Linked DNA regions of Homo sapiens: region 1 is linked to region 2. A link is a loop called in an ENCODE intact Hi-C map of the cell type or tissue named here. Cell type or tissue: Calu3. All regions are shown on one strand. Links, peaks and the distances in the headings refer to the core of each region. The heading gives the core; the rest is flanking DNA.

Region 1 (8,341 bases), core at 193-8,192, 110 kb before region 2:
ATAAAGTGAACTCAATTAATGCAGGGAACAATCTAAAATATGGCAAATATTTAATATGGTTGTTTGGTAATATTTAAGTTCAGTTTCTATAACTTACAACAGGTAAATTCTCAAAAGAAGTTGTCAATTTTCTGAAAATCTCAGTCTGTGGTTGCTCAACTTAGCAACCAATATTCTCTTTTTCAACCCAAAAGAAAGTTAACATTTATCTATGAACAAGCACTCAGTCCCACAGCCATGAGAGTTGTCAAAATAACAGGAAGAAAAATGGACCAAGGATATATAAAGCTGAAAATGGGTCAGAATGCTCAAATTAAGAATCAAACTTATGTTTTTATTTTTCTTGCTTTTTCTTGCAAGCCAGGGCATCCTCATGAAAAAACAGGTAAGAATTTGGCAAGAATAGGGATAGAAAGCAAAAAGAAACTTGTTTTCCCAAACATCTGGCATCCTTCAACAAACTCTGGCAATGAAAAGTCAAAGCAAAGCAGATAAGATTCTGCCAATCACCTTCTACTTAGGCAGTGGCAATAGGTGGCCTAGCCAAGGCTCCCTGCCTGAGCTGAGAAGAGATGTCAGTATTGTGGTAAAGCCCACCTCCTTGGTCTTCAACAGATTCCTTCCATACCCCCAGGTTATGACAGAAAATGAGCAATTCACACAAGCATAAATGTGAAACATTAACATTTAAAAGGAGCCTAACCTACATAATAAGTGCTGAGGCTGAATACACATTGTGGGTCAAAATCAGGACAAGGCAGCTCAACATGGCATCTGTTAAGGGAAGAAAAATAAAGGGCAGACAAAAGACAACATTTAATCCTAGGTTCAACCTTCATAAATCAGCATACAATACCAAAAGTAAGTTAGTTGATTGATTGATTGATTGATTGAGACAGGGTCTTGCTCTGTTGCCCAGGCTGGAGTGCGATGGTACAATCTCAGCTCAACACAGCCTTGACCTCCTGACTCAAGCAATCCTCCCAAGTAGCTGGGACTTCAGGCATGCACTACCATGCGTGGCTAATTTTGTTCACTTTTTGTGGAGATAGGGTCTTGCTATGTTGCCCAGGAAGGTCTAGAACTCTTGGCCTCAAATGATCCTCCCACCTCAGCCTCCCAAATTGCCAGGATTACAGGTGTCAGCCACTGCTCCCAGCCCCAAAAGTTTATTATTATAAGGACTCTTACTCTTCATTGTAATTTATAGGCTGAAATTGCAAAACTGAAAACCCTATTCTTGCAACAATAACTTGAGGTATTTAGAACTCATGACACCAAGTTTCACATCCTCTTTCTTAAGTCTGCAGAAAAGGAACCTCCATCCTTATAGTTCAAAGTCTTTCTAGCAAAGAAAAAAAGAGAACCAAGAAAAAAAAGCATCATAACTATTTTGTAAGTATCAAACTAAAAAATTTGATATAATCTTAGTTTAAAAAAATAATTATAACACTGATTTGATATTTAGGCATAGAGGGATGTTGGTGTTTTATAAGAATTGACCTGACTATAAGCAGCACTCAGCTACATCTCTCAAAAATAAGGGAAAGCCATTTTAAGAGCTTGAAGTAGTATGTTGTAGTCCTATGACATTAATAGTTTAACAGAAACCACATACAACTTGAAGACTAAAACTATCAACTCCCTAAACAACTCACAGTGTACGTTAACATGACTTGACTATTCAGGGAGAGCCTCACCCTGGCAAACGGTTTGATTGTTCATCACAGCAAACTCCTGAAACACGCATCAACGATTCAATAGAAAGCCCCAACAGTATGTAAGATTTTTTGAATCCCTTGCTGTTGCATAATGGTCATCATCCAATTTTAATCAAACACACACACACACCCAGTATTCACTCAACCTCAACCAAACTTTGATTCTCAGTACATACTATCCTTGCTTTCTTCCCTCCAAGAAACCGCCAAAGTTCTAACCAGGTGGTGTACTCCCTTTCTGTGACAGGCAATAAACTCTATCTATAGGTTGTGAGGGAGACACTTGGGCAGCCAGCACTTGATACTATGCCAGCTGTAAGTTTTAATCATTCAGGAATATAGTGCAAAGAGTACTGTGAACTTATGGTGTGCTAATGCATCATACTAGCAATTGTGAATTTAGATCATAAACCTTTGTATTTCACCTAAAACTTTATGGGAACAGATAGGACAGGACAGGCAATCCCAATGCTTTTGTAGAAAAACTGTCTGGTCATATGCTGTCAGTTCTTCACGATTTCAAAGAATAACCACTTGAAAGAAAATTTTCAAAAATCTAAAGACTTAATAAAACTAAGATCAATGAGTTTTAAAGTACGTGTCATTAAAAGCACAAACTCATTTGCAGTCTATGGACTCTAAGGCAAGAGTCATATGCCAGACATCCCAGAAGAGGTAAAAAGTTATTAGAGACAAAAAGGACTTCAGGGAAACTTAGTTTTTCCTTAGGGAAAGGAGTCCTCCATGGAGTCACATGGCCCTCCAATAAGTAGGCATCAGGTAGTGTATCAAGAACTGATACAAGATCAGAAAGGAAGAGCCAATGAGTTAGGAGAAACCAAGGTTGGGTTTCAAGAATTGAGTTGCTACTTGTGCTGAATGATATTAAGAGATGGAGAAAAAGAAAGAGAAAAATGTTCACGCGGATGTCAATGATTTTTACTAGACTCTTCAGAGGAGTAAGAAATCCAAATAAACTAGAGTTTAGGGCAGAAAATTAACTACAAGGTGAGAATATGAAAGATGCCAGTGTGGACAAACCATGCAATAAAATTTTATTAAAAGAGAAGCAGAAATAGAGGCAGTAGCAGAATGGGAAGCAATATGTCAAGAGGGGGCTTTTCTTTTTAGGATGGAAGATACTATTGCACCTTTATATGCCGGTGTGAATGATAAAGCAGAGAGGGAGAGACTGGTAATACAAGAGAGGTAATGATTTGAGATTTTGAAAAGATTAAAAGGGTGGAATTCAAAATACTAGTGAAAATAAGAGCATATGCACTGAGTTTAAAGCATGAGAATATGGTGAGAACATAAATGGGTACAGCCTTTCCAGGAAAAAAATCAAGTACCTCATAGATTATAAAGAGACATGAAAGTAACCATATCCTTTGAGCCAGTAATTTCACTCATAAAAATCTACCTTAAAAAAAGATCTGAAATCTATCTTAACTGTCTAATGATCAGGGAGAACTGTTAGGTAAATAATTATAAAATGCTATTAAAAGTCCTTAATGATATGGGAAAACGTTCATAATATTAAGAGAAAAAAAGCAAGATATAAAATTCCAAATGTTGTATTTTAAAAATAAAAATATGTGCATAGACAAAAGATTAAGGAGACATAAAATATTAGTAATATCTCTGGACAATAAATGATAGATTACAGTGTTCTTCTTTATGTATATTTTTCATTTTCCCTAATAAGAATGGGTCACTTTATTACCAGAATAATTTACTTTCATCTTGCCTGTATTTTCCAAGTCTCTCTACTGACACCTTCCTAACAGCTTTAAATATTTGTGTATTTCAGAAATAAAATTGTGATAGTGGCAGGAGGCAGACAAATTCCTAGGCAGATTGGGACAGGTCCCCAGTGAAACCCAACCTTCAGGGCACACACAGCATGAAGCCTGAAAACCTGGCTGCTCCTTCTAGCTGGAATCCACAACCTGGAGGGAGAATTTCCTTTACGCCTTTCAGCCAATGAAATGGTGTTTTTTCCAGGTCCACCCATGGACCACTCAGCACGCACTTCCTCCTGCCCAGGGACCAATCAGCACACACTTCCTCCATTTTGAGCCCATAAAAACCCCAGCTTCAGCTGGACTCAAGGTAAGTAAGGACTACCCTTAGGAGCTGCCCGCTTTGGGTCTCCTCTCTGCTGAGCTGTTCTGCTACTCAGTAAAACTTCTCCACCTTGCTCACCTTCCAGTTGTCCACGTAACCTCATTCTTCCTGGACAAAGGACCAGAATTCGGGACCCACCCAACAGTGGGCATGAAAAGGGCTGCAACACTTTCCTGGCCAACTCACCAAACTGTGGTGGTGACATGCTCCCATTTGCTGGACTGCAGGAGTGAAAAGCAGTGACACTTCTGGGGGCCGAGACATCAGGATTTCCCAAGCCAGGGCTGTAACACTATAGCCTTCCTGCCTTCTGCCTGCATTGGGCAGCTGCCCCATGTGACAGGAAGTGGCAGTGGAGCTGGGCCAGCCTGGGAGCCGCCGGCTGGGGTGAGGTGGTGGGACTGAACAAGCTGAAACCTGCTCCCCCTGCTCGCCGAGCCGCGGGTGGAGAGAATGAGAGAGCACGCCTGACCCACTCCTTGAGGCTCTGCAGTTGCTGGCGTCCCCAAGTTTTTAGGTGCCACCGCATCCCCCTTTTCCAGACACCAGCACCTGCACCAGAAACTACGTGTGGTACGCCTGCTCCAGCTGCAGCCTGGCAAGGAGCCGGCACCTCTGCCAGCACCCAGAGCTGCCTGCCCCACCACAGCTGGCCGGACCCTGTGTTAGCTCTCTCACACACCCTTCAGTGCTCTGAGCCTGGTTTGCCCTCATCAGGCGTGGGATCCGGGTTGGGCGAACTGAGTGCAGCCTGCCGGGCTGAGTGGGTGGAACGAGCACAGTGGGAGTGAGTGAAACTCAAGCAGGGGCGCCACAGGCCACAATGGTTCCCGGCTGGCAGAGTGACACCTGAAGGATCCCGTGACATTTCGATTATTTCTGCTCATAGCATAAACTCTTATATGTAAGTATCTACCACATGCCAAAATGAAAGCAAAAAATATATATAATAGCCTGCTGTAGATATATATTATGTTGTTGTAGCAGCTCATGTTTTCTACCATCCATACGTTTAAGATAAATGGCATGCAATATCACCAATAATAAGGCAATAGAGAACAAAGAGTCTGCAAGAATTTAGAAAACACTTGCTTTGATATACAGCAAGAACTAAGGGGCAAGAAGAGGTAATGGGCAAGCTCTGAGTCACTCTTACTGGATGGTCTCAGTACAGCAACAGTAACTAGGATAAGCCAAGGCGTCCTCTACACACATAGTGAGGCCAGCTTGAAACAAGGAAGTACATAGTTGCAGACTTGGAAGCTAGCCACCGCAGCTATTTAAAAATCAATAGAGAGATTATTTTTTAAACCCTCTTTATCCAAAAAGAGTGTTCTGTGAAGAGAAATAGAAGGCACTAGAAGTGACGCACTGAAAGATCTCAGTTCATGGAATGATCACATTTGTAAACTAATAGTTTGTGCCTCTTTTTAGAGTCAAAAGTCAGTAAGCTCAAGTCAGTAAGCTCTGGGTTGGAATTCCAGCTCCTGTTTATTAGCTGTGCAACCATGGACCAATGTACTTCACTAACCCTCAGAATCTTCATTTATAATTTCAGGATTATGATATTGTACTTATAGAGCTTTGAAGAGGATAAAATGAAATAAAATGGGAAAACACTCAGTGAAATGCCTCATATGTAATTACCATGTAACGGTTTTTCCTTTCTTCCTAATTTCATTTACCACCTTCACAATTTGTGTCATATTCACATGCCATCTACATTATTTACTTAATATTGTTCCTCATATAGATTTACATATTTTTTCTAAATAAATTTCGCCTCATCTTAACAACACTACCCACTGAGAGGCTGAATATAAAATGGACAACAGTGAGATCATGTATAACCACAGAACTCTGAGCCACAACCTTTGCAACCAACGCAGGATGGCAAACCACAAGCTCTGCAGCCAAGAGCCCAGAACGGTCAGGACTTGGGCAATGACAACCAAGGACCAAACAGAAAAAGCTAAGATGTTCCCCAGACCAGTCACACAAGATACCCACACTTCCAGCTTTCCCATGCCAACAGCCTTCCAACCACAGCATACCTAAAGCTGCCTCTTTCTTCCATTAAAAAGCTTCTCCACTCCCTTGCTGAGCCTACCAAAGGGAAGAGATGGTGGCTGACTGGACGTTTCTCAATCTTTGGAATTACTAAATACAGCAAATGTGTTTTTAAATAATACCCTCAGACTCTAGGTAGTCTAGAAATTTACAACACTGCTTCTTAGTGATGACGGAGTTGTTATATAACACACTGGTTCATTTAAAAGAACAGGAAAAGAGTTTGTGTACTGATAATAAAAATTTAACTCATGTTGAGAAAAATAAGTAATAAATACCAATGAACAAACAACCAGCACTCTCAAGGACTATATGGTGACACATCTATTGTTATGTGCATTTGCCAATCAGTATTGTTATGGTTCTACAAAGAATCCAGTGCACCAGACTGCAGCTAATTATGTATATTCAAGTGATTAGCAAGCACTTGTTGCCTCTTTCACACCACCCTCCAAACAGCAGCCTTTGAGAGGAGAATAGACTGCAAATTTATTGAGAGAACACTGTTAATCCTTTGGGGAGAATGTAAATGTAAACAGGACTACTCTACATCAAGGTGCTTTGACAACAACAATCATCTGCATAAACACATGCTCAACAACAAACAGGTGTTCTATTTCACAACTAGCACCCATTTGATGCTTTCAAGTAAGCATTATGCACAAACTGTTAGAAGTACTTTGAAACCAGCTGCAATTACTATAATTAGCTGCTTTCCTATACTTTGTTTCCTTTTACCTGTTCAGTACTGTGCTATGCCAATTCATACACTCCAAGTAAAATGACCAGTTCAGGACTTTTACTGGTAAGGTATGAAAAGCACACAAACTAGACTCCATTTAAACTAAGTCAACTGGAACTTTCTCCAAATATCAAAAATACTAAAGGCAAAATTCAAATACTTCTATTTTAAAATTACATTAATGAGACAAAAGATAGCTCTCTTTCAAAGCTGTTTAAAGTTTTGACTCATAAGAGACCTCAATTATTGTAGTATTAACTGACTAGAAGAGGAAAAGGGGAAATATTCTAAAAGTCTATCAATTAAAGAATAAATAAAAAGTAGTGCTACATATTCAAATGGAATACTATACAGCAGCTAAAAGGCATAACCTACCAATAGCTTTAGCTACAGCTGTAACTACATTGCACACGGACAGAGCACAAAAACAATATTAAGTGAAAAAAGGAAAATTTCAGAATGCCAATAAGTATAAGCTAACAATCATAAACATATGTAGTGACCAAATCAAAATCTATATACAAGTTATATCTCAGAGACCTTTTGGGTTCAGTTACAGACCTCTACAATAAATATGGCAATAAAACAAGTTATATGAAATTCTGGTTTCCCAGCTCATATAAAAGTTATATTTACACTACACTATAGTCTATTAAATGTGCAATAGCATTATGTCTTTTAAAAAGTACGTATCTTAATTAAAAACATTATTGCTAAAAATGCTAATCAAGTGAGCATATGCTGTTGGAAAAAATGACACAGATAGACTTGCTCAACAGAGTTGCCACAAACCTTCAATTTGTACAAAATGCAATATGTGCAAAGTGCAATTAAACAAAGCACAATAAACTGAGGTACAACTGTAACCATTAGCCTAATTCTAAAACCAAAATTTTCAAATGTATTAATATAAATCTCAGAAAATCCAAAAGTCAAATATGGCATGAACTCTCAACAGAAAAAAATTAGCTAATTCTCTTAAATCCAATCCAATGATAAACACACTGTCAAGTCCATGAGGGCTGTGACTATTTCAGCACTGTGTACTGCTGTATCTCCTGTACCTCACTGGCACTTCCAGTAAGTAATATTTCATCAATAAAGTATTTATGAAGGAGTGAATCAATGTATGTATGAATGTGTAAATGAGTGCACAAATCAAAGTTCACAAATAAACTGAAACACTGAAGTATTGTTTAAAAATATACAGTGTGAACTATAAAAAGGAAAAAGAATACCAGGTCACATTACTCCATTACAGTCATGCATTGCTTAATGATGGGGATACATTCTGAGAAATGCATCATTAGGCAATTTCCTCACTGAGTGAACATCATAGAAACACCTAGTTTTTAGGCTACAAATCTGAACATGTTACTGTACTGAATACGCAGTTCTAACACAATGGTATCTGTGTATCTAGACAAATCTAAACATAGAGAAGGTACAGTAAAAATACAGTACACAGGGTAAAAAAAAAAGTGGCACACCTCTATAGGGCACTTACCACGAATGGGGCTTGTAGGACTAGAAGTGACTCTGGGTGAATCACTGGTGAGTGAATATGAAGGTCTAGTATATTACTGTAGACTACTGTGGACTTCATAAACACCGTACACTTAGGCTACAATAACAAAATATTTTTCTTTCTTCAATAATAAATTCAGCTTACTATAAC
Region 2 (8,341 bases), core at 62-8,061:
AACCAAGTTGTAAGGAGCTGTCCTGGATCCATCAAGGAGGAAAACGCAGACAATACTTTACTTGATGTTTGCTCCGTGATGTTTCTTTTATTGCCATTTCTAACACCAACAATACTATGGTAATGTGTTATCTCAATTAATACTTATCATTTTCAACTGTCCAGAAAAGTGTAAAAAATAGGATATCACTATTAATATATCACTAATAACCAAGGTTAGGAAAGCATTTATCCTACGTAATAATGAATATTTATCTTTCAGCCCTTTTTTTATTTTCCAAGAAGATATTTACTGAAAAGCAACTTACTCACATTAAAAGTACAAATCAGATTATATCTGGAGATAACAACAATTGATGCATATAGTCTTACGAAAAAAGACTAATATTCAAAGTAATAACTATATTATAACTTTATTATATCAATTTTTTGTTGTTGTTGTTGATGAGACGGAGAACATGACTCCATCTCAAAAAAAAAAAAAAAACAGAAAATACAGGAAAAGGTCCGGGTGCGGTGGCTCACGCCTGTAATCCCAGCACTTTGGGAGGCCAAGGCAGGCAGATCACGAAGTCAGGAGATCGACACCAACCTGGCTAACACGGTGAAATCTCGTCTCTACTGAAAATACAAAAAATTAGCCTGGCATGGTGGCATCCCAGCTACTCGGGAGGCTGAGGCAGGGGAATCACTTGAACACGGGAGGCGGAGGTTGCAGTGAGCCGAGATCATGCCACTGCATTCCAGCCTGGGTGACAGAACGAGACTCCGTCTCAAAAAATAAAATAAAATAAAATAAAAATAAAGAAAATCCAGGAAAAATAGCCACAGTCCAAACTAGAAACCAAATTAAAGTATGGCAGCTCTGGAGTACAAAGAGAGCGTAAGAAATCCATTTGTTCTCCAATGAGAACACACGGACACAAGGAGGGGAACATCACACACCAGGGCCTGCTGGGGGTGGGGGGCAAGGTAAGGGAGAGCATGAGGACCTAATGCATGGGGGGCTTAAAACCTAGGTGACAGGTTGACAGGTGCAGCAAACCACCATGGCACATGTATACCTATGTAACAAACCTGCACGTTCTGCACATGTATCCCAGAACTTAAAGTAAAATAAAATAAATCCATTTGCTCTCTAAGAATCTCATCATACCACTTTGTTTAGTCATATTATTTATATAATGTAATATTTTAACTGCTTTTCAGAATCAGCAAGTATAACTATTATAAACCTTGACATATAAAATAAATGTTACAGTTGAAAAACTGGAAAGGGAATGTGAGGAATTCAAGGGAAAGATGAGGAGAAAAGCTAATTTTTTTTTTTTACAACTTATAAAGTGGCAAGTTTAGAGACAATGTCTGAACACTCTAAAGTTAACTGTTAAACAGCTATAAGTTTAATCATAAAGGCAACCAAAAAATAAAAGGAAGAAGGTAGGATCAGTATTAAAAGTTAAATCCTTCTATTTTTCACAATGGGGAGATATTAGGTTACTGAAGGTTAAAGTTTAGTATATTATATAAAAAACTGGCATAATGATGAGACAATTAAAAATAGGAAAAAAAGTTCTAAAATGATTATCTCTGACAAAGGAGGTAGAAAAGATAGGGAGATTTTTATTTTTCATTTTATACCTTTGTGTGTTATTCAAATTTTTATGTTTATGCAACTATTCATCTCAAAATAAGCACATACACATTATTAGAAACACATACACATACACATCTCAAAATAAACACATACACATTATTAGAAAAATGATGGCAAATTCTTATTCATTTTTTTTTCTATAGTCCATGGACTAAATACTTTCTATTATGGTATTTCAAAGATATAATTAATTAAACAGACTAAAGAATCATCCTAAACCTTTGATAAATATGTGGAGATAGCAACAGCTTACATTGTGTTAGAACTGTCAAAATAAATCCACAACCATCATCTCATTTAACCCTCAAAACCATCTTGTGAAAGCAGATTTTAGAGATTAGTAAAGTAAAACTCAAAAAGGTTCAAGTGATTTGCCATCCCCCTCCAAAAAAAGTAGAATAATATAAATACGTTTAAAAAGTAAATCAAAAAAGCCTTTATAAAGCACTGAAATCTGAAAATGCTTTCGTAATTTATAACAGGAGAATGACATTGAAAGAAATTACACTTGACAATACAAATGGTCAGGCACATCGGAAAACAGCTGGGCAGTTTGTTAAACATATACTTCTTATAAAGTTAAACACACACTTACCATATGACCCAGCAATATCATTCCTAAGTTATTACCCAAGACAAATGAAAACACATTACACAAAGACATGCACTCTAATGTCCAGACTCTTTATTCGTACTAACCAAAAGCTAGAAGCAGCCCAAATGTCCAACAAGTGATTAACAGATAAACTGTGATATATCCAGACCATGAACTACTACTCAACCATAAAAAAAAAGCTAATGATATACAAGACATGGATGAATATTAACAGTATTATGCTATGTAAAAGAAATCAGCCATAAAAAAACTATGTACTGCATGATTCCATTTATATGAAATTCTAGAAAAGCAAAATTATAGTAACAGCAGATAAAGTGGTTGCCAGGGTTAAGGGATGAGGACTGGGCTGCAAGGGAGAACAAAGGAACCTCTCGGGTTAATGAAAATAACCACTATATCGTTTTCAGAGTGTTTGTTACACTACTGTGTATCTCTGGCAAAACTCATCAAATTATGACTTTACATTGCTTAATTTTATTATGTAAGTTACGACTTAATAAGGCTCATTTAAAAAATAATCCATAATCACATTTAACTATGACAACAGCTTTTCAGGATAGGTATTTACTACAGACCTTCAAAAAATATTAAAATCAATATTAGGAGGGAACTTGTAACCATAAAGTAGATATACAGGAACTAAAAGGTTCTGAGAATGGAACAGTCCTCATCCTACTCGACGTGGCCATGTGGGTAAACAGTAGTTGCCTAGCAACTAATCTAAACTCTAAATTTCTAATAAATATATTGACCACATAAGCAGGTGATCTCACAGATGATAAACCGCTTTACATCGAAGGGTTCTTCCTTTAATAATAAAAAATAATAATGTGCTTAAGTTATTTATCTAAAGTAGGAGTGAACAAGGTGTATTAAACCTAGATGATGAAAAATAAAAATACGAAATTAAACATAAACATACACACACAAAAAATCCTTGTCCTCATTTGGCCTTTTACGTCAGGACTTTACTTACCAAATTTATGGGATTAATCCATGAGTTTGCGGGTGAACCCTTTCCCCTTTTCTACTTTAAGCCATTCCCCTACAACCATTCAAACTGGCTTAATTCTCTTATTTATATATTTACATGTGATTAAATGCATATAGGATCGTACTTTTACATATATTAAATGATTCTAAAGATATCTCTCCAGATTACAGAACCTGTAGACACCACAGAAAAATACAACACTTTCTGTAACACGCTACACACAACATACCAGAAAGTCAAACCTAACTTAACTAGATTATAAATGCTCAAAATCAAGAATTACAAAAAAATCCCTTAATAACAAGCAAATTCCTAACACACGTTAAATATATCATTTCTCTCTTACTAGACATAGCATGACACAGTTTAACAGTATCAGAAAAAAGATCAACTTCTAAGACACCACTCACTGCTAGCACTCTTACCAACCGTATTATTTTTGGTTTGCGGAGCACTTACCCCTCTTCTGAACCCAACCTTCTTTCACAATGGTAACATCGCTCATGATGACTCCCCTCTGAGCCCCCAACTTGGAGAAATGGTACTTTGTGATATCAGCTTTAGGGTTTGGATTCTCTGCTGCTGCTGCCCTTCCCACTCTCTAGTGATGACTCAGCCTGGAAGGAAGTATTGAAGAAAGAATTTTTTTTCCATTCTTGCAACTCACAGAGCAATAACAAACAACTAATTCTTTGTAAATGTCTTCAACTGGCCTGACCTCACATAAAAGTCTGGCTCTTCAAACTGGGGAACTTATTTATTAAATAGTTCTATAATGAAAGCACTTCCCTAGTCTTGTGACCAATTTCAAATGATAGTGAAACTTTTAACCTAAGAGGTTGCAACAAAAAAGTCTTAAGAAAACCAGTCACGCCTACCCAAATAATAGAGAAAATTTGTTTGGTGATGTGTATTTGAGGTGAAGAGGGAAGAGAATGAAAGTTAATTGCCCTAAATCCCTGTAATTTCAGAAGCAATTGTAAATTTTTTGTTTTTTTTTTTTTTGAAACGGAATCTCACTCTGTCGCCAGGCTGGAGTACAGTGGCGCGATCTCTGCTCACTGCAACCTCCACCTCCCAGGTTCAAGCGATTCTTCTGCCTCAGCCTCCCAAGCAGCTGGGACTACAGGTGTGCGCCACCACGCCCTGCTAATTTTTGTATTTTTAGTAGAAACGGGGTTTCACCATATTGGCCAGGCTGGTCTCAAACTCCTGACCTCATGATCCACCCGCCTCAGCCTCCCAAAGTGCTGGGATTACAGAAGTGAGCCACCACAACCAGTCGTGAATACTTTAAGTGATATAAAATACAACGTACCAAGAACTCATCATTTACGTATTCTTACTCTGCCTGTTCCAAGAAATATTTTAAGGAGATTAAAAAATAATTGATTTCATATTATGTACTTATTATAAAGTAAAGTGAAACAAAGGGAATATGAAAGTAGAAAAAAATATTTAGTACTCAAGATGTGCCAAGAACTGTTACGGGTACTTACATCTATTATTCTTATGTGATCTTTATAACCTTATGAGGATACTATTAATTCCATTTCACAGACAAGGAAACTGAGGCTCACACAGATAAACCAACTTGCTCAATTTCAACACACCTAGTAAATGTGGAGCCAAGATCTGAACCCAGGCTGTCTGACTCCAGAGCCTGCATTCCAAAACTATACTGCCTTAAGATAAAAAGAAGTCAGAGTAAAGGCATACATACTTGGGAAAGATACGTCACAAATTTGGCATGGAGCTCTTGGGAAGACAATGCAAATAACAAAACACAACAGGCTTTCCTATTTACAGTATCCAAAAAAAATTTTTTTTTGAGATGGGGTTTCCCCCCATCATCCAGGCTAGAGTAGAGTGGCACAATCATAGCTCACTGCAGCCTCCAATGGGGGTCAAGCAATCCTCCCACCTCAGCCTCCTGAGGAGCTGGACTACAGGCAGGCATCACCATGCCTAGCTAATTTTTAAAAAAAATTTTTGTGGAGATGGGGTCCCGCTATATTGTCCACGCTGCACAAATTTTTTTAAAAAGCAAAAAAAGTTCCTCAGAAGAAATACAACTTTTCCTGGGACAAACATCGAATTTATCCCATGGGTCTTCTTCATAAGATGTATGCGGGAAAGTCCTCAAAAACACCCTCCCATATACAGCAATGAGTTTTACAGGGTCATTGCTTATTGTCACTCTCAAACTAAAAAGGAAAATGCCAACATAAAATTAGTAAATCCATTTGCACAGAAGGGGACCAAAAAATGTGGTCCAGGTACACCAGTGTTATGTGGTCAAGAATCATATCATAAATTTTAGATAACTAGAAAAATGGATAGATGGACTACACAAACATACTCTCTCAACTTGGTTTGTGATAAATGATACATAGCAGTTAAGTTCAGTGTTAGACTCCCAACCTAGCGCTAAATTAGACTACAGGTCATTCTTCAATGCAAATTAAGTGTGGAGCTTAACCATTTAACAGTCAGGAATCAAGACTAAACATTCTCTAGACAGCCTGACTAAATAGCCTGACAAAAGCTATGTAGCTGAATGCAAGACCACCAGCCTCATGTATTATGAGGTCACAGGCAGAACCTATAGGTAAGGCTGAGACTCCTCAAAATCACCATGAGTCTGTTGCTGTAGAGTGTCAAAAAGGGATATTAGTTTGTAATCCCAGCACTTTGGGAGGCCAGGGCAGGAGGATCACTTATGTCCAGGAGTTCAAGGCCAGCCTGGGCAACATGGCAAAACCCATCTCCACAAAAAATACAAAAATTAGCTGGGAGTGGTGGCAGGCACCTGTAGTCCCAGCTACTCAGGAGGCTGAGGTGGGAGGATCACCTGAGCCCAGGAAGTCTAGGCTATGCTGAGTGGTGACCGTGCCTGGGTGCTACAGTGAGAACCTGTCTCAAAAAAAAAAAAAAAGAAAAGAAAAGAAAAAGAATTTGGTTGCACAGTTGGCCATATTTTTGTAATATGCATGTAAAATCATTTTAAAATCTGTCTTGGGAGCCTCATCATAAATTTTTAAAAATCCATACATACATATAAAATGCAATTGATATATGGTCCATTAAATACCAAGAATCAGCTTGACAGAATTTACCCCCAGATTAAACTGAGCTACCCAATAGGTATGGAATCCTCTAACAAGGTTCATCACAATGGTGTATTAGGAAGAGCACCAGAAAGACCAAGAAACTTGAGTCCCTGCCCCACCCAGAGTGATGCTGTATAAGGTCACTTTAATTATCTGTGCCTCAGTTTCCGGAGCCATAAAAATGAAAGTATAGCATTAGATGAACTCTGAATAGCTTTATAGCTCTTCCAGAGCTAATATTTATGATTCTGCAAGTTAAAATCTACGGAGTATCTACTTCATATATAGATGGCATCATAAGTGAAAGACATGATTATACATACATAGTTCATGTCCTCAAAAGTTTGATAATTGGAAGATAAAACATTCAAACAGCATTTCAACTAAGACAAAATTTGGGCTAAGCTCCATTATTGGAAAAATACTGTCCTCCTTCCCCTCCCATCCCCTAGTCCCCCAAATACAGTCAGAAGCTTTCTAATATAGATTCCAATATACATGTAAAATCCTCCTAAAATCTGTCTTGGGAATCTCCCTAATTATAAATTTTTTTAAATCCATCCATATATATATAGGAATTATCTAATATAGGGAAGAAAAATTATCATTTGCAATTCTAGTGTTTTCTTCTAGTAAATCTTTTTACTTTCCTCTCATAATATTTAGAAATGAGAAATACCTGTAGTTGGTGATAGAGTACTGAAAAGAAACAGAACTAAAAAACACATCAACAAGTCAAGAAGCATATATTAATTTTATCTACCCATTAGTATTCAAAGATTACTTGGCAGAGAAAATGAGTTTACATCTAATTTGATTAAAGACTATGATGCTATAATAAAATCTGTAAACATTTGAGTTATTTAATTTGGCATTTTAAACAAATGAAAGGTGATGTTAATGGGCCAGTCAATACACTTTTATTAACTTGATGCTATGGAAATTATTGTACCAAATTTTGCAAATTTAGAATTATCACTGTTAACTGTAATAATAGGTACAAACAAGAAAAACACTAGAAGTGTTGCAGAATTAGGAAAGTTTAAATAAAAGGTATTTTTAGAATGCCACAATAAGTTTTTCTTATGTGAAAATCACTTTCAAAAGTGTAGCAGGGGTTGTTTGAAAGATTAAATGAATACAGGTAAAGCACATAGAACAGTGCCTGGCACATGGCAACTGCTTACCAGGCATTGGTTAGCATTAACTCTAAACTGAATCTAATCCTATCCCATGTAAAAGATCAGGACAAAGTATTTGTTGTCGGAAGATTCAGGACTATCTTTCCAAAAGAAGGTATGCTGTGTGACCAGGATTTAAAATACTGATGCACATGCTGAAACCTGGAGTAACACAAATCTTCTAACAAAAATTAATTGTATTATTAATGCATATTAACTTAAAAATAAAAATGCCAGTCAGATCACAAGACTGATTTGCTCAAAATGAAAATGGTTTTTCAGTTCTTGCATTTTGTTGCTCAAATCTAAGATAGTTTTAAATTTTTCTTTTTAACACTTCAAAACTTAATCACACTATAAAGACAAGCTCCTATCAAATCATGCTAAGCATCCAACTAACAAGTTGTTAACAGTGATTGCCTTACCTTCCCAAGGACAAATTCTTGAACTAAAAGATATAATAACAAAAGAAAACATAGCTATCTTTTCACGAAAATACACAAAGTTTAAGTAAAGGCTAAACTTCTACAAAATCAATTTGTAAAACAGGTTCCTCATTTTAAAGAAACCCAGATAGCTGGAAATTTCCACTGAATTTTTATGAGAAAATTTCTGATGTTTACATCAAAAGCTACAGCTTAAAAAATAAGTCCTTACTTTCCACAAGTCTCTATGCTAAGTCCATTTGTTCCCTAGTAAGTTTAATCAACACGTTTATTTAGATTTGCAGTGATTCTGAAAACAGATTCCTTCTGACAGTGATTTTCTGAATGAAATG

The links. Hi-C counts contacts between places; a loop is a spot of excess contacts. Peaks named below come from ENCODE experiments on the same cell type or tissue, not always from the same donor. Only the 100,000 strongest peaks of a DNase experiment are listed, where the experiment ranks them.
Region 1: it touches region 2 in a loop (6-fold over the local background); 7 of 110 quality-filtered maps call a loop at or near these places.

The regions. Positions count from the first base shown.
Region 1 is chr1:243,726,420-243,734,760 of GRCh38, forward strand. The region is part of intron 2 of AKT3 (AKT serine/threonine kinase 3); the gene reads right to left. Among named protein-coding and RNA genes, the nearest start is that of AKT3-IT1, 64 kb to the right of the region's middle. In Calu3, for the core only: no CTCF peak of the experiment used is centred there; DNase peaks (open chromatin) are centred at 3,802, 4,212, 4,542, 5,072 and 1 weaker place.
Region 2 is chr1:243,839,397-243,847,737 of GRCh38, forward strand. AKT3 (AKT serine/threonine kinase 3) reads right to left here. Exons shown (of 14, transcript NM_005465.7): 2 at 3,729-3,886. The coding sequence starts at 3,774. Among named protein-coding and RNA genes, the nearest start is that of AKT3, 6.7 kb to the right of the region's middle. In Calu3, for the core only: no CTCF peak of the experiment used is centred there; DNase peaks (open chromatin) are centred at 2,955 and 3,865.